Linked DNA regions of Homo sapiens: region 2 is linked to region 1. A link is a loop called in an ENCODE intact Hi-C map of the cell type or tissue named here. Cell type or tissue: dorsolateral prefrontal cortex. All regions are shown on one strand. Links, peaks and the distances in the headings refer to the core of each region. The heading gives the core; the rest is flanking DNA. Region 1 holds the start of MGAT3 (beta-1,4-mannosyl-glycoprotein 4-beta-N-acetylglucosaminyltransferase). Region 2 overlaps TAB1 (TGF-beta activated kinase 1 (MAP3K7) binding protein 1).

The links. A loop is a pair of places that touch in the nucleus more often than their neighbours do. Peaks named below come from ENCODE experiments on the same cell type or tissue, not always from the same donor. Only the 100,000 strongest peaks of a DNase experiment are listed, where the experiment ranks them.
Region 2: a loop joins it to region 1, with 4 times the contacts of the local background. A loop is called at or near these places in 9 of 110 quality-filtered maps.

What each region holds. Positions count from the first base shown.
Region 1 is chr22:39,451,187-39,466,286 of GRCh38, reverse strand. MGAT3 (beta-1,4-mannosyl-glycoprotein 4-beta-N-acetylglucosaminyltransferase) reads right to left here and starts at 9,275. Exons shown (of 2, transcript NM_002409.5): 1 at 8,730-9,275. RefSeq lists enhancers at 3,755-3,824, 7,630-7,829, silencers at 8,150-8,279, 8,290-8,559, 9,290-9,349 and a cis regulatory region at 13,171-13,719. In dorsolateral prefrontal cortex, for the core only: no CTCF peak of the experiment used is centred there; DNase peaks (open chromatin) are centred at 8,081 and 9,563; H3K4me3 peaks cover 3,192 bases; H3K27ac peaks cover 7,202 bases.
Region 2 is chr22:39,401,423-39,409,481 of GRCh38, reverse strand. The region is part of intron 1 of TAB1 (TGF-beta activated kinase 1 (MAP3K7) binding protein 1); the gene reads right to left. Among named protein-coding and RNA genes, the nearest start is that of TAB1, 5.7 kb to the right of the region's middle. In dorsolateral prefrontal cortex, for the core only: a CTCF peak has its summit at 3,955; DNase peaks (open chromatin) are centred at 3,641 and 3,961; H3K4me3 peaks cover 1,498 bases; H3K27ac peaks cover 5,734 bases.

The DNA.
Region 1 (15,100 bases), core at 4,166-12,165:
CCCCACAGCCGGTCACTGCCCGCAAGCGGTGGCCCCAGAATCAGACCAAGCAGGAGCCGGCTGTCTCCGGGGCTCCTTTTCTTCCCGCTGTTAGAATACAACTGCATTTTTCTGGTTTAAAGGTTTCTCATCCATTCTAGAACATCAGGAAAGCACAGAGAAAGAAGCAGGGCAGTGTCCCCACCATCCTGCCACCCCTGGGCCTGGCTGGCTTCTGACTGGGCCTTCCTCGCAGGCCTTTCTCTTCCCCATGCACCTTTTGCTGGAACCAACATCAACATGGGTTTCTGTCACCTTCGGGCAGTGCGCATTTTGCTCTATCAGGCTTTTTTCTTTTCTTTTTTTTTTTTTTTTTAAGACGGAGTCTCACTCTGTCACCCAGGTTGGAGTGCAGTGGCACAATCTCAGCTCACTGCAACTTCTGCCGCCCAGGTTCAAGTGACTCTCCTGCCTCAGCCTCCCGAGTAGCTGAGATTACAGGCACCCGCCACCATGCCCGGCTAATTTTTGTATTTTTAGTAGAGACGGGGCTTCACCATGTTAACCAGGCTGGTCTTGAACACCTGACCTCTGGTGATCCACCCCCCTCGGCCTCCCAAAGTGCTGGAGTTTTTTTGCATGATTTCATTTTCATATCTCAGGAACCATGGGCCACGGTGCCAAAATAAACCTCATTTCACTATATGGAAATTGAGTGCTAAGCAGGGGAAGTGGTTCGATCGTGTCTAGTGTCTGCAGTAGAGCCTGCCTGACGGGTGAGGGACCTGATGAGTTTGTGCAGCGTTCTACAATTAACAAAGCGTCTTACACACATGGTTTCACTGAATGCCCACAGTGAGTTGGAGGGTATGGCTCTGTTTTTCACTTGTGCCCATATCCCAAGGGAAAACCTTCCAAGGGGTGTAGCTGAGCCCAGGGTATCAGCCCAGAGAGGCCACGTGGCCAGCTGAACCCACCCATTTTTGCAGAGGGAACCTTAACGTCTGGGGCCCTGGGAAACTTACCCAGAGTGCCTCAGAGAGCTGAGGATCCCCTGTGTGGTGTGAAGGAGGAGACACCAGGCCCGTGTGGGACTGCACCCCTCCCTCTTCCCCTGCCCCCAGTTCAGAGCATTTCTCAGCAGGAACCAGGTCAGAGGCCAGCGTAGATGAGCAGGAGCTGGGGAGAGCAAAGTGCTCCGGGCTCAGGACTGAGCTCTGGTCCTGGAGTGGAGAAAGATAAAGCCTGACAGAGGCCGGGCGTGGTGGCTCATGGCTGTAATCCCAGCACTTTGGGAGGCCGAGGCAGGCAGATCACGAGGTCAGGAGATCGAGACCATGCTGGCTAACATGGTGAAACCCCGTCTCTACTAAAAATACGAAAAAAAAAATTAGCCAGGTGTGGTGGCAGGCGCCTGTAGTCCCAGCTACTTGGGAGGCTGAGGTAGGAGAATGGCGTGAACCTGGGAGGCAGAGCTTACAGTGAGCCGAGATCATGCCACTGCACTCCAGCCTGGGCAACAGAGCAAGACTCTGTCTCAAAAAGAAAAAAAAATAAATATGTATCAGGCCAGGCTCAGAGGCTCACACCTGTAATCTCAGCACTTTGGGAGGCGGAGGCAGGTGGATCACTTGAGGTCAGGAGTTGGAGACCAGCCTGGCCAACATGATGAAACCCCGTCTCTACTAAAAATACAAAAATTAGCTGGGTGTGGTGGTGGGCGTCTATAATCCCAGCTACCTGGGAAGGCTGAGGCAGGAGAATCGTTTGAACCCAGGAGGCAGAGGTTGCAGTGAGCTGAGATCGCGCCACTGCACTCCAGCCTGGGTGACACAGTGAAACTCCGTCTCAAAAAAAAAAAAGACAAGAAATATGCATCAAATGCCTTCTACGTGCCAGGCACAGAGCCAGGCCCTAGTGCATGCCCGGTGCCAGCCCGGGGGCCCAACCCATCCCCAGTCACCTGCAGCTCTCCCTGTGCCCCTCTCCTGTGGCAGCCACCATCACTCACCCACCACAATTTGCCACAACCATGTGCCAGGCCCCAGGTAGCAAGATGAGGACTCACCACGAGAGATTTGCCCAGTGCATTAGGCAAGCTCTGGGCATCATGCCCTGCCTGGGACTTGCTTCCAGGAAGAGGCAGAGGCAGCAAGTGCTAGGATGACAGCATGGCGGGGGCGGTGGGGCAGGGGTGAGCGCGGTGTATGAAGAGCTGGTGGGGCCCAGGCTACGAACACAGGCGGGGGCTCGGTCACAGGATCTGGGTTACAAGGGTTGGGGATTGGGAAATCTAGTAGCCACTACAGATGCCAGGGAGCTGTGAACTGGCTCTTGGAATGCACAGGCCTCTGTATCCTCAGGGCAGCATTTTTTATTTTTTTTTAATTTTTGAGATATGGTCTTGCTCTGTCGCTCAGGCTGGAGAGTGGTGGTGCGATCTCAGCTCACTGCAGCCTTGACCTCCTGGGCTCAAGTGATCTTCCCCCTCAACCTTCCAAGTAGATGAGGCTATAGGCGTTTGCCACCATACCTGCCTAATTTTTTTTTTAATTTTTTGTAGAGACAGGGTCCCACTATGTTGCCCAGGCTGGTCTCGGACTCCTGGACTCAATGAATCCTCCTGCCTCAGCCTCCCAAAGTACTAGGATTACTTTGGGAGTCCAAGTCAGTATTTTTTAAACTGTGGGCTTCCAGCCCTCCCGTTGTGAGATGCTCACTCAGCAGGGCTGGCTAGGGTCTGGCAAACAGGTACTTTACGCAGGCCGCCCAGGTGACATTGAGCAGGCGTTCCAGAGACAGGGCCCAGGACAGTGGCAGAAGGAGGGCCTTGAAGGGGAAGCCTGGAGGCCAAGAGGCTAAGTGATGGCTGTCTCAGGGCTCCAAGCCTCAGGGAACAGGCCCTGCTGGGAGCCCACGGGAGAGAAGGAACAGGTCTGGGTGACCGAGGGAGGCTGCTCTCTGAGGGTCCTATAGGCTGGACACAATCCCAGCCCTGCCACTTCCCAGCTGTGGACCCCCAACTCTGGGTACCCTCAAAGTGCCAAACAGGGATGATAATAGTGCTTGCCTCTCAGCAAGTTAGAGACATCTCTGGGAGAATGCATAGAAAGTGGTTGGTTGGCCCTGGGCCCAGCACATAGGAAGTGCTTGATAAAGAGCAGCAAATTATGATGACCCGGAGGCCAAGGTGGGGAGGACAACCATGGGAGCCATCCACCACCAGGCCTGCCAGCCAGAGTCCCAGAACCCACTCGGGCCGGCCTCCCTCACTTAGAACCCTGTCTCTGGGCTGTTCCTTCTGGGAAGTTCCTGGCCTGCCCAGAGAGGGCAGCCGGAGAGCAGGCTCTGAGGTCCTGGCACGTGCACAGGTCTGTCTCCCTGGCCTGGCCCTCACCCACCCCTCTCAAGGGATTCCCACTTCGGTAAGAACCAAAGTTTTGAGCCAAATAAGTTCATAAACAATACGGTAATTAGGTGTGTGAATGATTTCCATTGTTTCAATTTTATTTTTATAGAAAAGATGAAAATAAGTGAGCCAAAAGGGGGAATTCCACTTCAGGCAGCCCAAGGAGAAGTACGTGACAAGTCGGTTAACTTCCTGACTTATGGGCAAGGCCGTGGGTCCCCTTGTCAGCTCCCTGCTGTGAGAGGGGGTTCCTGGCCTGCTTCCAGCCCATGGGCAGCTCCGCCCCTTCCCGAAGCCTCACTGTCCCCTTCCTGGCGGTGGGGACAATAGCCCCTCCCAAGCAGGTCCCTGTACCCTCCCTCTGTAGTGTGAGGCTGCCCTCTGGAGGGTCAGTCCCTTCCATCAGGGATGGAGAAGGAGTAATAAGCAGGACAGCAAGGCTGCTCACCTGGGCTGAGAATTATTCATTCACTCATTCATTCATTCTTTCATTCATTCATCCATTCATCCATCCATCTGCACATTTAACTGAGGGCCTCCTCAGTACCTGTGTCGCTGAAAGTATATCAGGAACACGTAACAAACACGCCAAAGACACCGGCGTGATACTCTGGGAGCTGACAGCAAGAACACCAGGAAGCATGTGGGCTTCCCTGAGCCAGAGATGCTGCAGCTAAGATGTAAAGAGTGGGTCAGTGCAGGCTGGGTGTGGTGGCTCAGGCCTGTAATCCCAGCACTTTGGGAGGCCGAGGCAGGCGGATCACAAGGTCAGGAGCTTGAGAACATCTGGCCCACATGGTGAAACCCCATCTCTACTAAAAATACAAAAATTAGCTGGGCATGGTGGCACGTGCCTATACTCCCAGCTGCTCGGGAGGCTGAGGGAGGAGAATCACTTGAACCAGGGAGTCAGAGGTTGCAGTGAGCCGAGATCATGCCACTGCACTCCAGCCTGGTGACAGAGTGAGACTCTTCTCAAAAGAAAAAAAAAAAAGAGTGGGTCAGTGTGAACAAGAGACTGCACCTCAATTTCCCCATCTGTAGAGGGGACTATCCTGGAACCTCTGTCACTGGCTGCCATAGGAACACAACACATGCTGGCTATTGATATTTTTATAGGCAGGAACGTGTACATGGGAGGGGCTGTAGCATCGGGGGAAGAGCAGAAGGGGAGATGGGTCTGTCTGACTTGGGTTGTGGGGCTGGTGTCACAGAGGAAGGGGGTCATGAGGAAGCTTTTGATGGACAACAGAGTTACAGGGGACAGTGAATGGAAGAGGAATTCAAGTCGAGGGAACAGCACAGCAAGGGAATGGAACATGAGGTTTGGGACCTGCTTGGGCCACATCTCTGAGCTCTCATTGGCTTAAGCTTGGGGCCCATTCTGTGCAGAACCCCAAGGCCAGGCCAAGGTGGAGAGGAGCCCCTCGAAGGAGGGGTTAGTGCAAGTGTGCGTCAGGGTCAGGGGTGCAAAGGGTCTCAGGACGGGGAGGACACCAGAAGCTCTCCGTTCCCTCAAGCCTCACCCCAGGGCTGGTGCAGGGTGGCCCCTCACCTCCAGCCCTCCCATGCCTCCCCCTGAAAGCCCTTCTCACCTACAGTATCGCCCGCAGCTCCCAAATCTAGCTGACCAACACTCTCTGCATCCTTTCCTCCTCATTCAACCATCATCTATTAAGCACCCGCTGAATGCCTGGGGACTAAAGCTGGCACGTACCAGCTCCCATTATGACACTCTTGTTAGGCCATGGGTGGCTTAAAATCAGCCATATGGGGAGGATTTACAGCACAGCGATCGGCCAACTCATCAGGGGTTTGTTTCCCAGAGAGCCAGTTGCCAGCCTACTATTGCCCCCGGTTGGAGCAATGGATCTGGAAAGGCAGGTCCCTGGGCAGGGGGACTCAGTCAGAAAAGGAAGACATCAGGGACACGTAAACAACACATCTCGAAGGGCAGGTGGTGTAGTCTCCAAGGAGGCAGGGGTGAATCGGGAGACTCGTTCTGGAAGGGAGCAGTAAATGGCCACTGGAAACTATGCCAAGCTGTTCAAATAGTAACAGTGCACCCCACCCCCATTTTATTTATTTATCTATTTATTTTTGAGATGGAGTCTCACTCTGTTGCCCAGGCTGGAGTGCAGTGGCGCAATCTCAACTCACTGTAGCCTCTGCCTCCAGGTTCAAGCGATTCTCTCGCCTCAGCCTCCCAAGTAGCTGGAATTATAGGTGCCTGCCACCATGCCCAGCTAATTTTTGTATTTTTAGTACAGATGGGGTTTCACCATGTTGGCCAGGCTGGTCTTGAACTCCTGACCTCAGGTGATCCACCCACCTCGGCCTCCCAAACTGTTGGGATTACAGGCATGGGCCACCACGCCTCGCCTCAGCGCCATTTTAGACACAAGAAAACTGAGGCACAGAGATGCAGAGTCACCAGCCCACAGTCACACAGTGAGAGAGGCAGGGCCGGGATTTGAACCGGGCCACTAGATCTGGAATCCCTACTTTTAGTGACTCTTTCCTTGCCCCCAAGCAGCCAGCACAGGGCTAGGTGGAGCATCGGTGCCAGGGGTATCTGCTCCCCAATGGATTCTAATCTCCTCAGGGCAAGGCCTATGTCCTCTCTGTCCAGCACAGTAAATTATTACCCCTACCTGAGGACACTGTGTTCCAAGACCTGGTCCCCACATGAAGGGCTTGGAGATGGCTAAGATGAGGGGCTGCATCACTGCACTCTGGGGAGCAAAGGGGCTCTGGCTCTTGGGGAGCACAGCAGGATACCCTGAATGACTTGGCTGGGCGGGTGGGTGCCCATGAGGCCAAGAGGGGCTGTCTTTGCAGACCACCCTGCCTCTGGCCACTCCTCACTGCTTATGTAGTCTTCCCAGAATTGCATGAGGACCACGCAGTTCCCCCACCCTCAGCTCTCTGCCGTTCACGTCCAGCCCAGCCCTCTCGTGATTCTCATGGCCGCTGCCCAGTGAAGCTGGCCTGGCCCGCCAGCTGGCATCGGCATCCTCGTTTTCCAGGTAATAATACCGCAGCCAGCGATCTCTTGAGTGCTGCTCAGGTGCCAGGCACCCTGTGTGCATCCTCTCATTCAACCCTCTCTGCAACTCATTCCATTCAAAATTCTCCCCCATTTGATCACACCTGGAATCCGAGCACTTTGGGACATAGAGGCAGGAGGATCACTTGAGCCCAGGAGTTCAAGACCAGCCTGGCCAACATAGCAAAACCTCATCTCTATTAAAAACTTTTTAAAAAATTAGCAGGGTGTGTTGGCTCACGCCTGTAGTCCTAGCTACCCAGGAGGTTGGGGCAGAAGGATCCCTTGAGCCCAGGAGGTTGGGGCTGCTGTGACCTATGATCACACCACTGCACTCCAGCTTGGATCACAGAGTGAGACCCTGTCTCAAAACAAAAACAAAAACAAAACCTCCCCATTTCACAGATGTGGAAACCGAGGCTCAGAAAGCTGACTTCCTGAGGTGGTCCAGTTACTACAGAAAAAGAAATCATCAGGGTTGGGCGAGGTGGCTCACGCCTGTAATCCCAGCACTTTAGGAGGCCAAGGTGGGTGGATCACTTGAGGTCAGGAGTTCGAGACCAGCCTGGCCAACCTGGTGAAACCCCATCTCTACTAAAAATACAAAAATTAGCCGGGTGTGGTGTCGGGCACCTGTGGTCCCAGCTACTCGGGAGGCCGAGGTGGGACAATTGCTTGAACCCAGGAGGTAGAGGTTGCAGTGAGCCAGGATGGCACCACTGCACTCCAGCCTGGGCGACAGAGTGAGGCTCCATCTCAAAAAAAAAAAAAAAAAAAGAAAAGAAAAGAAAAGAAAAAGGAATCACCAGTGTGCCTCAAGTAGCCCTGACCACACCAAGGGCACCAGGCAGACCCTTAGAATGGGTCTGAGCCAGCGGCATCCCCCCAGCCAGGTCTTGGCTCCCTGCCGTCCTCAGGACCAAGTGCCAGCTCCCTGCTGTGCCCTCCCACCTCACCTCCACCTGGCCTCCCTGCCCAGCCTCTGCCCCGTTTTCATCTCACTTCTTCCAGGGGGCACCCACAGTGCCTGACTGTTCCCACTGCCACCTCTCAACACACGCCAGACACTCACACCTCTGAGCCTTTGCTCATGCCATTCCCTTGGCCCACAACGCCCTTCCCACCTTTCTCTACCCAGAGATCTCTGGCAGCTTCCTGTCGTCATCTCTTCCAGTAACCTCTCTCTTCCTCCTGGGCTGGGACCCCTCTTTCAAACCTTCCTAGGACCCAGAGCGGCTCCCCTTAGCACTCCTTAGACTGAAAACCCCCTCAGAGCTGCAGCTCCTGGGGGTGGGGGCTCTCCCCTCCATCCTTCTGCTGGGCTCCATGTCTGGATCTTTCATAACTGCTCCCCCTCCCCAAACGACACGCCAGTGCTCACAACTCCCCCATCAAGGCGAATCTGGACTGGTGTGTCCCAGGAATGAAGTGGGGAACCAGGGAGGAATCCCACTGGGGTAGTGTGTCTGCCCACACCCCATCAGGGGCCTTCAGGGGCATCTTCCGGGGCTGGGGGTCATCCGACCTCAGACCACTAGGTCTGGCCGCGCGGCATCCCTTCCTGCTGCACCCCAGCTCAGGAACCCCACCATACACACACCCAGGCGCACTCCCCTCCCCACTCCCGGTTCCAGAACTCACTATTTGCAGATATTTATAGCGCCCTCCCTCAGCCAGGTTCCCTCCCCCGCCCTGGGCAGAGCAATGCAAGGAGCCGGGGGCCCCCACCCCGGTAAATGGCCGGGGGCCCTCTCCACATTTGCCTCTGCCTGGTCCCCAGGGGTAGCTACGGCCGCAGCCCCCGCACCCGCCCAGCCCCCGACTGCGCTTGGGCCTCGGCTGCCGCCGCCGCAGTCTGGGGTCGGGGGTGGGGAAGGCGGGCGCGGAGGCCTCCCACCCCAGCCCCGCGCCGCGCCGGAGGTTGTGGGGGAGCCGCGCCGGAGGCTGGGGGGTGCCGCGCACAAAGCACGGCTCGAGCCCCGCGCCTCGGGGACGTCCCCCGCCCGGCCGTGGGAGGGGGTCGGGCGCTGAGGCTCTGCCCTCCGGGGACCGGGGAGCTCGGAGGAGCGGCGGGTAGGGGGAGGGGGCCCGCGCCGAGCGGCTTCCCCGGCATCCCGCCCCCACCGCGGCCTCCGGGCCCCCAGCCCCAGTGCGCCCGCGCCCGCCCCCTAAGGTCACGCTCGGGGAGTGGGCCGCGGAGCCGGGCGGGGGGCGCCAAGCGCAGCGCGGGAGGGCGGGCAGCGCGGGGATAGAGGGGCCGCGGCGCCCCCCAGGACGCCGGGGTCAACTCACCCATCGCCCGCTGGGTCTCAGCAACGGCGGCAGCAGCGGCGGCGGCGGCTCCGCGGCCCCCGGGGTCCCCGGCGGGGAGATGCTGGCGTCCGCCGCAGCCTCTCGCCCCATCCCGGGCTCCGGCGGCAGCGGCTGCGGCGGGCGCCCGGCATCGCAGGCAGCGCGGCCCCGGCCCGGCCCCGATCCCCTCCCCCCACCCCCACTTCCACCCCGTCCCGGGGACCCGGCGCGGCCGCTCGGCTGCACCCCGGGGCGGCGGCGGGGGCCCGGCGAGCGGACGGGCGCGGGGGAGGGACCGCGGCGGGCGCGCGGGGGGCGCGGAGGCGAGGCCGAGCGCGGCGCGCAGGGGTGCCCGCTCCCGCCGGCTCAAGCGGCTCCGGCCCCCACCCCGCCCCCTCCGCAACCCCCTCCCCTCCCCCGCCAGCCGGGCTCCGCCGCCGCGCCGGGCCGGGGGCGCCTCGCACCGCAGACTCCGGCCGCCGCCGCCCCGCGCCGCCCGCGCGTGCTGGATCGAGTGTGTGCGTGTGCGAGCGAGTGTGTGTGAGTGCGAGTGTGCGCGCGCCCCTCCTGTGACCGTGCGTGCGCCGGCCCACGGCCCGGGGCGGCCTGCGCGGGGGCGTGTGCGGGGAATGCGGGTAGTTCGGAGTGCGGGCCTGGTGTGCGTGCGGGGCAGCAAGTCCCGTTCTGTGTATGCGTGGACGGGTGCGTTCCGCAGCGTGCCCGGGTCGGTGTGACTCCGTGTGCCCGAGTCTGTGCCTGTGTGTGCATGGACGTGCAGATCCGTGTTGCGGTGTGTGCGTGGATGCGCCTGTGCCCGCGTGAACCTGGGCCGGGATTTCGCATAGGCATCTGTGACCATGTGCAGAGGCCTGGGCCTGTGATGTGTGCACGGTGCCGGGCCTGTTACGGTGTCTGCAGAGTCTGTGTGTCTGCTTGGGGCGTGGGTGACCGCTGTACACCGGCCTGTGTCCTTCCGTCCGACCCCCTCCGTCCCTCACATGCCCGAAGCCACCTGCGCACTCCTGGGGTAACTGGGGGGGCCTCCCCTCCCCCGCCCCCCTCACCCGGCCACCCTAGGCCCGGTCGGCCCTGCCAACCCTCTTGAGCCTACTCTCCTGCCACTTGCCCACCAGCGGTTCTCCGAGGGCCCACCGTGTCGTGCCCTGGCTCCTCGTGGCCTTGCTCTAGGCCATTCCTCTCAGGGCTCAGAGGCGTCCCCCACGTGTTTCCCGCCTTTCAAGTGGTTCCGTTCTGGGGCCTACAGAGCAGCCACTTCCTCCCGCGGTGCGAGGCACAAGGCATTGTGGGTACGCAGCAGACATCTCTGCGCCGCCATCGTCGAAGGTGCAGGGATGCGCTACCTATTCTATATCCCAGCGAATGTGCTCCAGAATAGTCCCAGAGGCCTTTGCTGAACCATCCGGGCTGCCTAGGGCTGGTCTACCTGCTCCAGGTGCCTCCGTGCCCAGCTTCATCCATCCTTGCTGAGGAGGCAGAGTGATCCTACTCCAACATTCACTTGAGCAGGTCACTCTCCTGCCTGCACCTTCAATGGCTCCCACTTGCCCTCAGCTTAAGTTCAGTGCCTGGGCGGGGCACAGGGAGCCCCTGGTGACCTAGTCTTGCCCCCTTCTTCAACGTCACCCTCACTGCTCTTTTCTTCCTGGAGGCTCTCTCTAAGCAAGGGTGGGCAAACCATTTGCTTTAAGAGATTGATTGTAAATCTTTTAGGCTTTGCCAGCCATATGGTCTCTGTCCCAACTACTCAACTCTGCCATCGTAGCATAAAATCAACCATAGACAATACGTAAAAGAATGAGCCTGGCGGTGTTCCAATAAAACTTTATGGACACAAAAATTTGAATTTCGTGTCATTTTCACGTGTCCAGAAACATTTTTTGATGTTTTCCCAACCATTTGAAAGTGTAAGATCCATTCCTAGTTCCTATCACTCTAAGCACATTCCATTATAACATCTCCATGGGCCGGGCATGGTGGCTCATGCCTGTAATCCCAGCACTTTGGGAGGTTGAGGCAGGTGGATCAGAAGGTCAGGAGTTCAAGACCAGCCTGACAACATGATGAAACCCCATCTCTACTAAAAATACAAAAATTAGCCGGGTGTGGTGGCACACGCCTGTAATCCCAGCTACTCGGGAGGCTGAGGCAGGAGAATTGCTTGAACCCAGGAGGCGGAGGTTGCAGTGAGCCGAGATCATGCCACTACACTCCAGCCTGGGCAACAGAGCAAGACTCCATCTCAAAAAAAAAATAAATCATCTCCATGACATGTGCTTAAGGTAATTGTCACTCCCCCAAAATCCAGTCTATTCTGCCCTGCAAAAATGTTGCCCTCCTCCTCTCCCCAGCCTGGCTGTTCAACCCTCTCTGCCCCTTCTTCTCCGGCCCCCAAAGAACCTTCAATTTCTGCTCAAATGTGTCCCCCTCCCCCAATTCCCCATGCCACAGCTCTCCCTGCCTGGGACTCATTCCCCTCTGGAAGGGACCGCCTCACAGACACTTTCCTTCCCCAGAACCTTCTCTCCCTCCCTGAGCCTTCAGCAGCAACTCTGGGCGTCCCTCAGCCCATGAAAGAAGTGCTGTTTCAAGTCTGGATTCTCCATTGAACTCGTTCTGAGCATCAAGAAAACCTTGACATTGGCCCCCAAGCACGAAGGCAGGCACAAAATAATCACATTCCTCCATTTCCATTGCTCCTGGCAAAGGGGAGGAGGACCTGCCCAAGCCCCAGCCCCTGCCCTTGAGGCCCAGTGAGAAGTAAAGACACGCCCCACTCCCCAGGGAAGCTGCCCTGCCCAGAGCTGGCCAGGGTCAGGGGACTTGCTTGCTCTCCATCTTCCCCCAGCTTGGGTCTTTGTTCTCCTGACCTTTCCAGATTCCCAAGCTTCTTGGGAGGCCGAAGTGGAGTCAGCCTTGTTGGGTTCATACCAAAGTCCGCCTCCATGTCCTCAATGCGGCACTCAGTGTGTTGGGCGCTGTGTGGCAAGTACATCTTCCCCACGCCCAGCCTGTCAGAGATAAGTAACTTGCTCGGTCACACAGCCACAGCTGGGCACACCAGGCCCCACCCTCCACCCTCCCAGCTCAGGCCCTGTGGTGCCAGAAGCCTCCCTCCCAGAGAGCTGGCCAGAAGGGTAAACATCCCCCAATTCCTTCCTCCCACATGGCCCCTGTCACTCTTTTCCCCTCCCACATTCACAGAGGCCTGGCACACAGTAGGCACGGAGGTGCTCAGCAGGTGGAGAAGCTGAATCCCAGGGAGCTTAAGACCTGGGTTCTATGCCAGCTCGCCAAGTGTTCCAGTCATTTCAATCCCTAAGCCTCAGTATCTTCATCTGCAGAATGGGACGAATCACTGCCCTGACATCGCATTGACATCAATGGAATCTGGTTCTCTCCATCCTCTCCCAGCCGTCCTCCAGGCCCCACGATGACGTGGGGGAGGCTGGGGCTCCAAGCTCCATGGTGATATGGGGGAGGGTGGTTGGTGGCCCTCTTGCCCCACTGCTCCTCTAGGGGCTGAGCTGCCTGACAAGGAGGCTGTGGGAGCTGGAGGTGGGAAAAGCCCAGATACAAGATTAGCCAATCTCAGGCGGTGTCTCCTTACAGCCCTGCTGTCCCCTTTCACCCAGGCCTTTTTGGCTCTGGGAACAATTGCTAGGTCTGTTACCCTTTCAGCAGCTGCTGCCTGGCCTGTGGGAGCCGCATTCCACCTCCCTGGGGCATCTCACTCCTGGCCCTGGGTCTCCAGGTGGGGAGGCTCCTCACCCATGCCATGAAAACCAAGCCACAGGCCAGGCGCAATGGCTCACGCCTGTAATCCCAGCACTTTGAGAGGCCAAGGTAGGCGGATTACTTGAGGCCAGGAGTTTGAGACCAGCTTGGCCAACATGGTGAAACCCCATCTCTACTAAAAATACAAAAATTAGCCGGCCGTGGTAGCACATGCCTGTAGTCCCAGCTACTGGGAAGGCTGAGGCACAAGAATCCCTTGAACTCGGGAGGTGGAGGTTGCAGCGAGCTAGGACCGCACCGCTACACTCCAGCCTGAGCAACAGAGTGAGACCCTATCAAAAAAGAAAAAGAAAAAGAAAGAAAGAAAGAAAGAGAGAACCAAGCCATCAAGCCCCAGCCCTGCCAAGGCTCCAGGTGGTCAGGGAGCATGGCGGTGCAGTGGGCAGAGTGAGCTGGCTCCGGTCGGGGCCCTCCGAGCTGCGCCAGGGCTCCACACTCAAAGCCTAGGCCCATTGGTCTGCAGAGTGGGCATAAAGGTGGCCACCTGACAGCGTGTGGGGAGGGTGAGGGAGGTGGGATGTGTGACAAGGTGGTGCTGGGCAGCACCGAAGGTGTTTGATAAAGGGTCCTTTGAGAAATTAAAATGAAATCCCAAGCCCCCCAACAGCCCCCCGTCTTGGCCAAGGGAACCCCAGAGAAACCTTGAAAGCTGAGTGCTTGGCTACAACAGAATGGGAGGTCAGACACTCCTCGATACAGCCCCTCCTGAACCCCTTCCTTAGGGAAGAAAGCCTGCTGACGGTTAGGGCTAGCCAGAAACCAGCCCTTTTGAAAGACTTCACCACTGATACCAACCAGCTGTCCGATGCTATCCCTCTTTTGCAGTTTTGACACAATAACTGACCATCATCCCTTCCTGATAAGAAACCATTGTCCAGACAGTCTAAAGTGGACGCCCAGTGAAGGTGTTCGTCAGAGATAAGTGACTTGCTCAGTCGCACACAGCCAGCCCTGGGCACAGCCGGGCACAGCCAGGCACACCAGGCCCCACCCTCCACCCTCTACCCTCCCAGCTCAGGCCCTGTGGTGCCAGGAGCCTGCCTGAGAGCTGGCCAGAAGGGGACACAGCCCCCAATTCCTTCCTCCCACATAGCCCCTGTCACTCTTTTCCCCTCCCGCATTCACAGAGGCCTGGCACACAGTAGGGTCCTGTGCTTCACCTTTTGACATCAGAGGGCTGAAAAACACCCTGCGATCACACTAACGCCACCATTTTTTTGCATGTGTGACTCACTAAGGGGCATGAAGCTTAATTGCACAGGTCCCTGTTTCTCCTTACATCAATATTCATGACTCCCCCTATAGCTTATTAAATATGTATATTCAGCCACCCTGCTCTGTATAAATTCCTGTTCCCTTTGCCCCTCCCTTGAAGCATGTGTTCCTGGCTTCTGGCTGGAAGCTATGCTTCCCAGCCTGTCAGAATGGCTGCCCTGCAGGCTGCAACCCTTTATGAGAAATAAAGCTCTCCTTTCCAAATTTGTGAAACTCATTGTTCTTCTGTTGGCGACTTCCTTCCCCAACACTGGCCAGGTGAAGTCAGATCTGTCCCCTTTCTACCCTCCCCCACATACACTCCATTCAGCTGAGCTTGTCCCATCCACTGGCAGCCCTCTGAAATGCTTGCAATTTCTCTGCCTTTTTTTTTTTTTTTTTTTTTTGAGACGGAGTCTCACTCTGTCACCACGCTGGGGTGCAATGGTGTGATCTTGGCTCACTGCAACCTCCGCCTCCCGGGTTCAAGCGATTCTTCTGACTCAGCCTCCCGAGTAGGTGGGAAGACACGTGTGCACCACAATGCCCAGCAAATTTTTTGTATTTTTAGTAGAGACAGGGTTTCACCAAGTTGGCCAGGATGGTCTTGATCTCTTTTTTTTTTTTTTTTTTCTTGAGACGGAGTCACTCTGTTGCCCAGGCTGGAGTGCAGTGGTACAATCTCGGCTCACTGCAAGCTCCGCCTCCCGGGTTCACACCATTCTCCTGCCTCAGCCTCCCAAGTAGCTGGGACTACAGGCGCCCGCCACCACACCCGGCTAATTTTTTGTATTTTTAGTAGAGACGGGGTTTCAACGGGTTAGCCAGGATGGTCTCGATCTCCTGACCTCGTGATCTGCCTGCCTTGGCCTCCCAAAGTGTGGATTACAGGTGTGAGCCACCGTGCCTGGCCGGTCTTGATCTCTTGACCTTGTGATCCACCAGCCTCGGCCTCCCAAAGTGCTGGGATTACAGGTGTGAGCCACCGCACCTGGCCAGTTCTCTGGCTTTTTAAAATCTCTGTACCTGGCATATCTGTGTTCTGCCCAAAACGCCTTTTTGGAAAAACTCCTACTCATCCTTAAAGACCCAGCCCAGGTGTCTCCTCCCCTCAAAGGCCCCTGAAGGGCTTCTGGTTTCCAGGAGCCCTGCTTGCCTCCATTTGGAGAATTCTCACCTCAAGGCCTTTACTGCTACTGGGTTCTGCCTGGAGTGCCCTTCCCAGCCCAGCCCAAAGAGCTCAGCTCAAATGCCACCTCTCCAGAGTCTCCTCTCACTCCCTTTCTTGGGACCTGAGCACT
Region 2 (8,059 bases), core at 60-8,059, 53 kb after region 1:
TGCACGTATGTGCCTGGGGGGGAGGGCAGTGCAAGGCCTCTGGGCCATGGGAATGAGTTAATAACCAGTGAATTAAGTATTCTTCAGGTAACTGATAAATGTTGCCAATTATCCCCTATGTCTTAGATCTGCTTAGTATATTTTCATTTCCAGCGAGCTCACAAAAGTCTCCTATAACCAGGCAAATATACTTCCAAAGGTAGCTCCTTTTCTAGTCTGTCTCCTGCCACCAGCTGGAATGAAATTAATTATGAGGTTAAGCAGAAATACAAAAGCATCTACCCAGTCAGGAGTATCCCATGTCTTCCTCCTGAAAAGATGGCCAAAGAAGTCAATATTTAGCACCCCAAAGTGCCACAGGTGTTTTAAAGCATGGGAGGAAAAGATATTTCTATTTTCTAGAAGGCTGTGATTAAAAATGAGATTAAGATGAACTCATCCTCTCATATGAGATGAATAATATTAACACAAATGTGTCACCACAATGCAAAACCTGTCTTCGATGCTGTAATCACAGTTACCTCCTCTGCCAGTATCTAATTCCCATAAGGGACAGACACAGGCTTCCAAGGACTTGAATCTTTCTAAAAAAATCCATAGTTTCCCAGCCAAATAAATAAGACCCAAGCAACTTATGGGTCTGTTCCACATTAGACATACACTATTAAAAAAGGCCAGTGAGGCCAGGCACGGTGGATCAATCCTGTAATCCCAGCACTTTGGGAGGCCGAGGTGGGTGGATCACCAAGTCAGGAGTTCAAGACCAGCCTGGCCAATATGGTGAAACCCTGTCTCTACTAAAAATACAAAAATTAACCGGGTGTGGTGGCAAGCGCCTGTAGTCTCAGCTACTCGGAAGGCTGAGGCAGAAGAATTGCTTGAACCCAGGAGGTGGAGGTTGCAGAGAGCCGAGATCGCACACGCCACTGCACTCCAGCCTGGATGACAGAGCGAGACTCCGTCTCAAAAAACAAAAACAAAAACAAAAAACGCCAGTGAAATTGTCTTCCACAAGTAAAGAAAGAAACAAGCTCAAACAGGCAACTGAGGAACTTGCCACGTTGGTGTGTCATGGCACAAGAACAATTCATCTGAGAGCGTTTCACAACAGGAGACCAGGAGTAAGCTGATGATCTACTGACCACTGTATGCTGTGCTGTATTTGGCTGATGTGGGAATAACTAACTTTCCCAAATGAGAAAAACTGTGTGTCTGACGGCAATCAATCTACTGAGCACGTGCCTTGTTCATTAAGTACCCGTGAATAGTGTCTAGATATTTCAACACTGCTAAGTACTTTTTTAGGAAATCTGATTTTCATAATGTTGAGGCAGTAATATTTCTGGAATTTATTATTTTATAAACTGGCAAATGGTGTTTGGGTCAGTAAGTATGGACACTAGTGCTATTGTTTATCTAAGGAGTCTTGGTCCATTCTTGGTAAAAACACTCCAGAAAACAGAAACTGATGGCTCCTTTCTGAACATGCTACTCTGTATACTTCAGCCCTAATGCTGGCAACTTACTCAGTGGGGAACACTTCATTAAGATCAGGGCCATAGGGCTGGGCATGGTGGCCCACATCTGTAATCCCAGCACCTTGGGAGGCTGAGGCGGGCAGATCACGAGGTCAAGAGATTGAGACCATCCTGGCTAACATGGTGAAAACCCGTCTCTACTAAAAATACAAAAAATTAGGCTGGGCACGGTGGCTCACACCTGCAATCTGAGCACTTTAGGAGGCCGAGACCGGCGAATCACGAGGTCAGGAGATCGAGACCATCCTGGCTAACACAGCAAAACCCCGTCTCTACTAAAAATACAAAAAATTAGCCGGGCGTGGTGGCAGACGCCTGTAGTCCCATCTACTATCGGGAAGCTGAGGAAGGAGAATCGCTGGAACCCGGGAGGCAGAGCGTGCAGTGAGCCGAGATCACGCCACTGCACTCCAGCCTGGGAGACAGAGTGAGGCTCCCTCTCAAAAAAAAAAAACAAAACAACAACAAATGATCAGGGCCATAGCAAGGCTGCCCACTCTATTACTTCACACAGAACTGGAGGTGTTAGCCCAGGCAGTTAGACAGAGTAAAGAATGAGAGCATAAAAACCGGGAAAGAAGTCATTTCTATTTGCAGTTGATAGGACAGTACGCCTGGCAACCCTAAAGAATCAATGAAAAACTAATGCAAACAGAAAAAGAAATCAGTTAGGCGGCAGGATAGAAAATCAAAGTATGCAAATCAACAGCTTTCATATACCCAAGAGAAGATGAGCATCTAGCCTCTATGTAATGTAAAATAACAAAGTCCTTTTCCTGTGAGTTTCTACCATGTCTGTCTCCCCCAGCCAAACTACTATAGAAGGTTGTTTTAAATCTAAATTTATATCAGTCGAATTACATCTTAATGCATTCATCCCAGCCTTCCAGACTGTCGAAAGTTTTGAATTTTGCCCTTTGACAGATTAACAATCTCACTCAGCTGTGTATCTTGTACAGACAAGGCCTTCTACTCACTGTTCCAAACAATCTCTAAAAAACTGTGACCAGAGGCCGGGCGCAGTGGCTCACGCCTGTAATCCCAGCACTTTGGGAGGCCAAGGCGGGCAGATCATGAGGTCAAGAGATTGAGACCATCCTGGCTAACACGGTGAAACCCCGTCTCTACTAAAAATACAAAAAAATTAGGTGGGCGTGGTGGTGGGTGCCTGTAGTCCCAGCTACTCCAGAGGCGGAGGCAGGAGAATGGTGTGAACCCGGGAGGCAGAGCTTGCAGTGAGCCGAGATGGCGCCACTGCACTCCAGCCTGGGCGACACAGCAAGACTCCGTCTCAAAAATAAAAAATAAATTAAAAAAAAATAAAGAAAGAGTAAGAAAAAAATTACCCAAAGAGCATATGTAAAAGTACCCATGGTAAGGCAAAGCCTGTCCCTTTCTGTCTTTTTAAGTCCTATCTACCCTAAAGGCACTGCTCAAATCCAACTAGGGCCAGAGGCCCATGATTCCCAAACCTCAATCATCCACTGACCATCTTCAAGAAACTATCTTTCACTCAAATGATTCCTTTTTTTTTTTTTTTTTTTTTGGTGACAGTCTCACTCTGTCGCCCAGGCTGGAGTGCAGTGGCGCGATCTTGGCTCACTGCAAGCTCTGCCCCTCCAGGTTTAAGCAATTCTCTGCCTCAGCCTCTGGAGTAGCTGGGATTACAGGTGCGTGCCACCATGCCCGGCTAATTTTTTGTATTTTTAGTAGAGACGTGGTTTCACCATCTTGGCCAGGCTGGTCTTGAACTCCTGACCTTGTGATCCACACGCCTTGGCCTCCCAAAGTGGCCCTGTGGCAACCATTGTGCTATAGCCTGGTATTGTTAATTAGATTACCTTATTTCACTGATTTGAAGACCTACATTTTCCACATGTTAACGTCTCTGGAGTTGGTATGTTACAAGTTAATTAGCTGTGAGTTCTCTTTCTGAGCAATAGACAAAACACTGACGTGTCCTTAAAACATTGGTGTCTTAGATCCAATGACACATGGGCAGTTTCTCACGTAATTCGGGCGCTCGCCAGACACTGGTTCACTACAGTGGCCGGAGAACCTCAGGAGGTTCTACCAAGTGGGAGTGAGAGTATCTGGTCTTCTCCGTGTTCCCCAGCGGACTCACGCTGCTGCAGCTGAGTAGGCTTGGATCGTGTTCTCCCGTCCCTTTCCATCTCCATCGAGGATTAGCCATACCGAGCGTCCATTGCTGATTCCATTAAAGCCTACAGGACTGCCAAGTCTCTCGCTTCCTTCCTCCACATTTCTGAACAATTTTCAGAAAGGTCATGTACTTTCTATTCACACAAACCACCCACCCCTCCACCCCTGCACACACTGATGCATACTTTCTCCCACGCCCCCAAATGCCAGGCCTGCCAGCACCAGCCGTGAGCGGCGCTGGAGCGCAGGGAGCAAGAGTCTGCGAGAAGCTGAGAAGGGGGCGTCTCTCACTCAGCACAGCCTCATCGCGGAGCCACTGCAACACACACAACAGCGAACGCAGGACTTAACTCTTCCATGTCTGAGAAATGAACTGCTCATGAGAAATTTCACAAGAATACGTTAAGAAGCCTGTTTCAAAAGACCTAATTTTGATTTGATTTTGTGAAGGAGTTTCCAAAATTAATGTTTCGGTATGAAAAGCTTCTACAGTGATCCAACAGTATTTAACCCAACAAGGCCTTTACAAACACCCTGTGCATGATGTAAGCATTCACTCCTCATGTATATATGTGTCCATGTCACATAATAGTTCACAAAGTACCCACACAGACTCATCTCAAAGTCCTGGGCAGCAGAAATGGACAAAGAATGGTTCCAAGCTCAGGCCACAGCTTGAATACCAAATTATGCTATGAAAAGGCCAAGTGTTTTTGTGGTAAAAGCACCCACATTCCTTAGAAGCAAAAAGGAAGCTCAGAAAGGGAGACTCACAACCCCAGGAAGAGGGCTCGGAGCAGGGGAGCAGCAGACCTTTCTCTCCAAAAAGCTTCCAAGGCCCCAATGCCCCCACCACCTCCAACCTTCCGGATGACCCACTTCTCTGAGACCAGCTCCACTCCTGGCCCCCACTTCTCCCACCGGAGTTTTCATTGAAGGTTCTCCATGTCGTCATCCTAAAGAGCTCCTCATTCATTCTTAAAGGGGCTAATAATCATTGTTGGCACTTCCAATGTGCTAGGGCAGCAGCTGGGTGTATGCAATGGGTATAGGTGGTACCCCCATGGACCTTTTTATTTTAGTGGCTATGTATTTATTTTAACATCCTTTAGATAAATTACACAGATAGCAGCACCTATGATCTCAGATATAATTGCTCAGGACATGTCGAAGTTTAAAAAATTGATTTTAAGCTTACTTTCTTTTTTTTTTTTTAAACAGGTCTTGCTGTGTCACCCAGCCTGGAGTGCAGTGAGGGGATCATAGCCTCACTACAACCTCAAACTTCTGGGCTCAGGCAATCACCCCATTAAGTCTCCTAAGTACTACAGGCACATACCACCATGCCTCACTAATTTTTTTAAAGACTGAATCTCACTATGTTGCCCGAGCTGATCTGGAACTCCTGGCCTCAAGTGATCCTCCTGCCTCAGCCTCCCAAAGGGCTGGGATTCCAGGCATGAGCCACCATGCCTAGCCTGATTTTCTTTTTTATAATTAAGTAACAGTACAGGCAAAATCAAACTCTTGATTCCCCCTGCCCCAGGGTGCCCCTCTTCCAGGGCTCCCTCACCCCGTAAATGGCACCACTGTTGTTTAAACCAAAACCTTAAGAGTCCTTTTTGACTCTTCTTCCTCTGTCACACACCTCACATTCAATCCATCAGCAAATCACATGAGCTCTTCCTCCAAAACACAACTGGAATCTGATACTTCCCACCATTCTTCTGCCATCCCCATGGCCAAGACACCTTCTCGCACCTGGATGACTCTAGGAGTCTCTTAGGAGGTCCCAGGCTTCCACTCTCACCACTCAAACTCAAAAGAGGGATTTTTCGGCCGGGCACGGTGGCTCACGCCTGTAATCCCAGCACTTTGGGAGGCCGAGGCTGGCAGATCACGAGGTCAGGAGATCGAGACCATCCTGGCTAACACGGTGAAACCCCGTCTCTACTAAAAAAAAAAATACAAAAAGTTAGCTGGGTGTGGTGGTGGGTGCCTGTAGTCCCAGCTACTTGGGAGGCTGAGGCAGGAGAATGGCGTGAACCTGGGAGGCGGAGCTTGCAGTGAGCTGAGATTGCGCCACTGCACTCCAGCCTGGGCAACAGAGCGAGACTCCGTCTCAAAAAAAAAAAAAAAAGAGGGATTTTTCTCCAATCAAAAGTCACATCACATCAGGTCCCTACTCAATCTGCTCCCCATGAAAGCTTCACATCACATGAAGAATGGAATCCAGAGGCCACATCAGGACCTGTGAAGCCCAGCATGGCCCCCGGCTCCCTCAGACCTCAGCTACTCCCAAGCTCCCCCAAGGCACTCCACCCAGCTGCACCAGCACCCCTGAGGCTCCTGAAACAGCAGCCTTTGCATCTCCTGCTCCCTTGGGCAGGAATGCTGCCCCCATTTCCCCGTTTTCATCTCATCAAATGTGGAGAAGTCTTCCCTTACCACCCTGTCCAAAATGGCACCCCCAACATTCTGTGTGTGAATCTAGACTGTTCCTCATAGCACCACCTGATGCTGTAGTTTGGATATTACAAAATCACAGATGATCTGTATCTGTTCGGTGCTCACTGTCTGTCCCCTTTACTAGACCATCAGCTCCACAAAGGCGGTGTCTCCTGCACCTGCAGGGTGCCTAGCACATAGTGAGTGCTCAGGGACATTTAAGGGAATGAACAGCATTCACTCACGGCAGCACTGAAGGTAGAAGTTTCTGGTTAGCGGGCAACCAAGCCAGGCTAGTAGTGGAATGTGTCAGTTCCTTTAACACCAACAATACTCCCCAGAGTCCTCTTGGTTTGGAGAAACTAAGGCTCAGGGACATAAAGTGATTTGCCCAAAGCCAGTATGAGACTAACACTGTTTTATCCGGCTGAAAGGTCTGGGTCCTTTTGAACACATCAAGCTCTCCTTAGAACCTCTTTGTGGCCGGGCACAGTGGCTCACACCTGTAATCCTAGCACTTTGGGAGGCCCAGGCAGGCGGATTGCTTGAGGCCAGGAGTTCATGACCAGCCTAGGCAACGTGGTGAAACCCTGTCTCTACTAAAAATATGAAAGTTAGCTGGTGTGGTGGTGCACACCTGTAATCCCAGCTACTTGGGAGGCTGAGGCACAAGAATCACTTGAACCCACGAAGCAGAGGTTGCAGTGAGCCGAGATCACACCGCTTCACTCCAGTCTGGGTGACAGTGAGATCCTGTCTTCCCCATACACCCACAAAAAAGCTTTTTGCTTCAAAAGACCTTTCAAGGTACCACAGTGCCTGCAATGATGCTCCCACCAAGTGATCTACCAAGTGGCCCCAGCATACCCTTGCAAATGCCATTCCTGCAAACCTCCACTGACCCAGACCAATCAGGCCACTCTGCAGCCCCTCAACACATAGACTTGTAGTACTAATTGTACTTAACTTGTGAAAAGCTTAACAAACACATGCACACATATTTAAACACCTGTCCTTAGCCAGATGCGGTGGCTCATGCCTGTAATCCCAGCACTTTGGGAGGCGAAGGCAGGAGGATTGCTTGAACCCAGGATTCTAGACCAGCCTGGGCAACATGGCGAAACCCCATCTCTAGGAAGAAAAATGAAAACAAAAACACACGTGTCAAGAAAACACACATACACATCCTCCTGGAATGGCCCTCCTCTCCTCTGCTTGGCAAACTCCTCTCATCCTTTAAAGCCTCTAAAATTCTCTGCTGTCTGCCCAGGGCTCTTGACACAGGTCTACAATAACAAGACAGTGCCCCAGGTATTGTATCAGTGGCATATGCTCCTCCCAAGCTGATCTACAAACGCAGTGAGGGTGGGCACCACGCCTCATTCATATTTGCCCAGTAGCCACAGACCAGCAGCCCTCACAGCCATCTCTGAATGCAGGTGTCTGAGCTGAGTTGTTCTCCCCAGACTTGAGACAGTGGATGTGACATCAGCAAGCCCTACACACCACCTGGACATCCATACAACCTGTGAGAGGGATGTCCTGATCATCATGAGGGCGGAGGGGCCTTCTGATGACATCCCTGCCATCCCTTTGCCACGCACCAAGATGCAATGTGTTTAAAGCTAACTATTCTTGCTTTAAAAAAGGCCACCACCACCTGGAGAAACACATTCTGGGGCTAGTAGAGCTGGCCTTCTGCCTAACACAATTCCCTTTGGTTCCATCACATCTAGGAAGGGGAGAAGCTGGCAGCCACCTACTCTACATGACCCAGGTGGCTGCTCTCTTCTCAGCAAGCCAACTCAGCCTGCACCATTTACAATTTTCCCTCCCAATGTCACAATCCAACCAGCGTTTCCCAAATGCTAACTAGAGTGGGGACAGTTATACAGGGACCTTGCCCTCTG